Linked DNA regions of Mus musculus: region 1 is linked to region 2. The links are chromatin loops, found by intact Hi-C in ENCODE. Cell type or tissue: left cerebral cortex. All regions are shown on one strand. Each heading gives the region's core, and the rest is flanking DNA. Links, peaks and the distances in the headings are about the cores only. Region 1 overlaps Tmod1 (tropomodulin 1). Region 2 overlaps Tstd2 (thiosulfate sulfurtransferase (rhodanese)-like domain containing 2).

Evidence for each region. Peaks named below come from ENCODE experiments on the same cell type or tissue, not always from the same donor. Only the 100,000 strongest peaks of a DNase experiment are listed, where the experiment ranks them.
Region 1: it touches region 2 in a loop (2.7-fold over the local background); 14 of 42 quality-filtered maps call a loop at or near these places.

Annotation. Positions count from the first base shown.
Region 1 is chr4:46,039,560-46,042,466 of GRCm38, forward strand. All of the region lies in intron 1 of Tmod1 (tropomodulin 1), which reads left to right. Among named protein-coding and RNA genes, the nearest start is that of Tmod1, 1.8 kb to the left of the region's middle. In left cerebral cortex, for the core only: CTCF peaks have their summits at 1,540 and 1,751; DNase peaks (open chromatin) are centred at 404, 1,198, 1,484 and 2,057; H3K4me3 peaks cover 1,561 bases; H3K27ac peaks cover 1,859 bases.
Region 2 is chr4:46,125,185-46,128,091 of GRCm38, forward strand. All of the region lies in intron 4 of Tstd2 (thiosulfate sulfurtransferase (rhodanese)-like domain containing 2), which reads right to left. Among named protein-coding and RNA genes, the nearest start is that of Tstd2, 12 kb to the right of the region's middle. In left cerebral cortex, for the core only: a CTCF peak has its summit at 1,548 (motif pointing left); a DNase peak (open chromatin) is centred at 1,538.

The DNA of each region.
Region 1 (2,907 bases), core at 265-2,764, 86 kb before region 2:
CAGGGCGCCCGGGGCACTAGACCTGGTCTCCCGGGGACCTTGGGAGCCGCCCGGGGTGCCTTGGGCATTGGCACGTTGTGAGCTGGTCACGAGCCCTCCTGGGAGTCTGGGGAGGAAGGGGATACACGCTCGGGGGACGCTGAGTCCTCTGAGCACCGATCTGGCCGGCGCCTGAAAAGTTTCCCAAACTGCTGGAACTAGCTGAGGTTTAAAGCACCAGCTGCGCTTGCCTCGCTGCGCGCAACCAGGTAGAGGCAGGAGGCCACTGGTTGTCTCCAGTTTGAGGGGCGGCCTAGGCAACCCTCCTTTCTTTTCTGGATCTCGTTTTCCTGTTTGTAAGGTGAAGTTAGGGTCCTTCAAAGAGATGGTACCCGGGGCCACGAGAGTGGCCAGGGCGTGCTCTGAACTGCCTACACTCCCCTGCACCTGTTCTGCAGTTTCAGGCAGGGTAAGGATGCTGAGGACACAGCTGCAAAAGTCAGAGACTTTGGTGGCTCTTGGAACTCAAATCCTGGCCTAGGACCCACTGTGGCCCTCGGAATAGCCTGGGAAGTGTGCCTGGGGTGTTTGGGAGCATCTCTAGGCTGAGTTGCTAGCAGCACCTCGGCAAAACAAGTGACCAAATGAACTGGGCAGGCTCAGGCAATTCAGTTCCCTGTGTGGCACCTGTGATAACTCCCTTAACCCGGAACCTCCCCAGCTCTCTGTTTAGTTACCTCTCTCAGCTTTCCCCATGAGATTCCGAAGACCTGGCAGAGCCAGACTCTAAACCCAGATTCTGGGTTCTTTCTTAGTGGGGGCTCCCTCCCACAGGGTTTATCTTTCACCCTGGGTCCCACTGTTGCCCCTGTAAGGGCTTCAGAACCCTTTGCTCAAGGTCATGCCAACCCCCACTGCAGTCTGCTTGCCTTTCCTGTCTCTACCGACCTTTCCTGGCAGGTTTGGGGACTCTGCACCCCTCTTTTGTGATCTGCTAATGTCTGGGACTTTCCCAGGCTGGAGTAATAGTGTGGAGAGTCTAGTAATAGATCCTGAAGATCGCTCCGTTTTCTCTAAAGCTATCTCCGGGCTTCACAGATAAATGAGTGAAAGGGGAATCACCCAATAGGAAGATTCTCACCGACTTCAAACCTCACAACAAACAGGCAGAGTGAAGACAGGGCGCCTGTCACTCTGGCATCTGCTCTCTAATGAGCTAGCCTTGCAGTCCACGGTTTAGACAGCCACTGGCTCTTGGGTGCCTCGCATCCTAAGTGGGAAGTTAGAGCCCTCTAAAAATAGCCCAGCCCACCTTATCAGAGTCTCACACCTTCTCTCCCTTCTTGGGCAGGGCTCTTGGCTGCAGCTTAACTACAGAACACAGGGACTAGGTGGTGTCAGCTCTAAGCAATAAAGGGAATGGCCAGGAGTTCAGGCCCCTAGCTCCAGCCCCGGCTCTGTTACCCACTCAGTGTGACCTTGAGAAATGACCTTAGTGGACAGGATGGTCTTTAGTGGCGCTGGAGTGCAGAAGAGGCAGGGCTGGAAGTCTTCTGGGAAGCCCTCTAGCTGGAGAAAAAGGAAGTGCAGGGGAGATCTGGGGCACCAGATCTGGGATGAGGACCCCAGGAGTCCAGGTGTGTGTGTGTGTGGGGGGGTGAGGGTAGAGGGGGCTGCAGCCTTCCAAGAGCCTAGTGGAGAGGTGGGCACAGTTACTACACAGGGATAGAATGCTGAGAAGTGTGGAGACTCCGTCAGAATCCAGGGTAGGCATTGGGGACTTGGTTGCAGCACAGCCGAGCATTAAAAACTAGGATTGGCTGGAGACCAAGCTGGTGCCCTCAGTTTCCCCCTGTGTACAACAGGGCTAGCCATAGTGGACACTTCATTCAGGCTGTGATAGGAAGTGATGATGGGCAAGCCCTGAGCTTCGTTAGACCCTGCCCAGTACCTTGTGAGGATGTGGTTAAGGAGACAGAGGCTGGAGCTTAAGTAGAGACAGCTCCCAACTCTCTCAGAGCGTAGATGAGAAAGGCAGTCAGAGCTGGGGCAGAGGGCAGCCCTCAGTGTTTGTGACATGGCCAGCATAAGTGGTAGAGGCAAATCAAGGGGCAACCACAGAGTGTAAGAGAATCTGAGGGGTGTGCCCATGGCAGGATTGAGGTCCTTCCTTAAGAACATGCCATATGTCACCAGCTTTGCAAGTGGCTTTCAACCCTCTAGACTTTGCTGAGCAAAAATAAAGGGGGGGCTTGGGGGTGGGGGGGAGTTAGAATGAAGCAGGCTCTGGTCTGGGCCCCTGTGTCCCCTGGCTGACTCAGTATCTGTGAGCCGTGAAGGGTGAGCTGACCCTGCTCTGGGGGCCCCATGACCTTGGCTTGCTAACTTCTGAGATGATGTCATCTATTGATGACTTCTGCTGAGCCCAGTCATATGGCTTCTTCCGGACAGTGTTTTGATTTTTCAGTCTTACTAATGGGCCAGCCCAGGCTGCCAACATTTCTAAAGAGGCCAGTTCACTTTCCCTTAAAGCCAGAACACCAGCTAGATCAATTATTTGGCTGCTAGGAGTCATTATCAGTTTAAAGCCAGGGGCCTGCTTCCTGGGATTAGCAGGAGTCACTCCCACAGCGCTGGGGGGGGGGGGGGCTGGCTCCCTTTTGTTTTATACAGTCTTCTGGTTTATTATGATGGCAACAGCCTCTGAAAGAATGAGCTCACTGGAATCAACCTAGGATGTGGTCTGGAGCCTCCTGGGCCGAGGCACTGGGTCCTTGTCTGATAGAAATGCTAAACACTCAAGCACGCACGTCCCTTGTGCCCTCCTGGAGAGGACAGGCTCCATATCACAGTGCCTGAGAGGGTGGGAAGTGGAGAAGAAGACAGGTCCCACCCCTCTGCCCCTGTCCTTTTTATACTCCGTGTTCC
Region 2 (2,907 bases), core at 230-2,729:
AGCGGGGCCTATTCAGCTTCTAGAGGCTTAGGAAGATGATGAGCTCCAGCCCTTCCTTATGGGAGGCCCAAGACGCTTACATAGGTAGAACGACGCCAGAAGTGGAATTAAAAAAAAAAAAAAAAGCAAAGCCCACTGAGGAAACTTTACCCCAGTCCTAAAGAGGGACCCTACTTGACAGTGGGAGTGCACAGATCACCTCTGCTTGGAGGCCAGGGAAAGCCTCCATCTCAAAACCATAGGCTGAATTCAAGTTCTCTTTTGCTCACTGAAGTGCCCCATGTCTGCATTCATGCCTGCTACGTGGTGGGTGCTAATGTGTAAGAGCACGTGTAGCCACATCTGCGGCTCTCTAGCTTCTCTAGGAATGGCACGTGAGAGCTGGGCCAGGGCAATCTGGGGGCTTGCATAGTGGGTTGTCCTAGTAGAGGAGATCCCATACATGAGTTTAAGATGGAGCAGCTTTATAAGGCACCATCCCCAGAGTAAGGCGCTAGAGCACACCAGCTGAGGACTCACACAGTCTCTGAAGAGAAGAGATCTGATCAAAGACCCTGAACTGTTACCATTATTCAAACATGAATGCAGCCAGATTGTAAAGTTGTATGTGGCCATTCATTTTCAGTGTCTCATGTGATCCAACTTTTTAGGCTATGGATAAACAACAGGATTCATCCTACAAGCCAATGCCAATTAACTGGTAGCTACCCAGAGATGAAGTATCCTAATTACCACTGACTCCTTGAGAAAGAGGGCTGCAGTAGGGTGAGGTGGGGTATAGGTGCTGCATTCCTTTAATCCCAACACTTGGGGAACAGAGGCAGGACAGTCTCTGAGTTCAAGGCCAGCCTGGTCTACAGAGTGAGTTCTAGGAAAGCCAGGGATACACAGAGAAACTGTCTCAGAAAACATACAAAATAAAATAAAATAAAATAGAGGCTGCAGTCCAGGGGAGACTGCTGTGGGTATGAGGCAGGGAACACAGGCCATCTCTGTGCTACAGGCTATGCACCTATCTATCACTAATAGGGACGACAACAACAAAAACAGCCTGAGACCAGCAATGTCAGGAAATCTGTCTGAAAACAGTCTGACTGGGTGATGGTGAATGTACATTTTTATGCGATTATTTCTAGGTAGACAGGCAAATTCTTTCCTATTTCATTTTAATCTCAGAAGCCAAATGCATGCCATACACGCATTCCCTACAGAGCCATCTCTAAACTCACTCACTCTCTAGCAGTACCTAGATTCTCAGAAAGTCCTTCAGACTTTGATGGAAAGGCCCTGTAACTAGGAAATAGACAAGGAACAGCTAGCACGGTGGAGCACCTGCTGAGAGACAGCACTCGTAACTGTTCTGCCATCTCTACATCTCACTCACAAATTTCTTGAGGTCATATGATGTACATCAAGGGGCATTCAGGTTCTCCTTTTCCTTGCCTAAGAACCAAGAATGTCAAAACCCAGTACTAAAATATCTCACTAACCTGGCCAAGTCTCTGATGTCTGAGAAGCAGGAAGATGCTGCCATCTGGTGGGCAGGACTGCTCACTGCTCGTGTGCCAGGAGAGGCTGGTCCTCCTTGACAAGACATCCCTTTTCTCTGTGTATGTAGCCTAGCCTGCTCTTGGAGTTGCAGCAATCCTCCTGCCTCAGCCTCCTAAGTGCTGAGATTGCAAGAGTGTACCATCACACCTAGCTTTAAAAAGCTCACCAAATAGAGACGGTGATATATAAATAAATAAATTAATTAATTAAAAAAAAAACATAGCACAAATAGTTACTGGTTTTGAAAACTATGTGCTAGGAGTTAGGGATACAGTTGTTGAAGAGTCCCCCACATCTCAGGCTAGAGGAGGTTAAGATGCTAAGAGACACAAAAAGACAAGAGCTATTGTGCTGATAGGACCCTGATATAGCTGTCTCTTGTGAGACTATGCCGGGGCCTAGCAAACACAGAAGTGGATGCTCACAGTCAGCTATTGGATGGATCACAGGGCCCCCAATGGAGGAGCTAGAGAAAGTACCCAAGGAGCTAAAGGGATCTGCAACCCTATAGGTGGAACAACATTATGAACTAACCAGTACCCCGGAGCTCTTGACTCTAGCTGCATATGTATCAAAAGATGGCCTAGTAGGCCATCACTGGAAAGAGAGGCCCATTGGACTTGCAAACTTTATATGCCCCAGTACAGGGGAACGCCAGGGCCAAAAAGTGGGAGTGGGTGGGTAGGGGGGTGGGGGGGAGGGTATGGGGGACTTTTGGGATAGCATTGGAAATGTAAATGAGGAAAATACCTAATTAAAAAAAATAAAACTTAAAAAAAAAAAAAGACAAGAGCTATAGAAGGCACACTGAGGAACATGAATTTGGATGGGAGGTCAGGAAAGGCCTCTGAGAAAAAGTCATTATAATAGAGATCTGAAGCTTCAGAAGAGTTAGACTAGACAGAGTGGGGGTGGGTATCAACTTTCAAGAGAATTCGCCTCAAAAAAAGGCAAACAAAACAAGACTCGGTGGGTCCCAGAAACCAAAGAACATGAGTGGGAAATTTCAGCCAAGGGCCCTGCTCTTGCAGCAGCCTAGGCTGTGTCAAGGGCTTCACCCACCTGTCGCTGCTGGAGCTGTTCTAACAAGATCATTCTGGCTGCTGCACTGGAGAGCAGATTAAGGTGAGAATCGGGGAAGTTACCACACAGACGAGATAGAGCATGGTCAGGGCGATGAAGTGGAAAAGAGAAGAAAACGGATACTTTCAGGACAGGGCGTGGGAATGAGCTGCACGGGTGGGTGATACCAGCACTTGTCAAACAATGTGGGCGTGGAAAACAGCACTGTCCATGAGTTTACTGGGGAATAGGAGAACCACAACCACCAGGTTCTCAGAAGGTCGCTACTTCTCT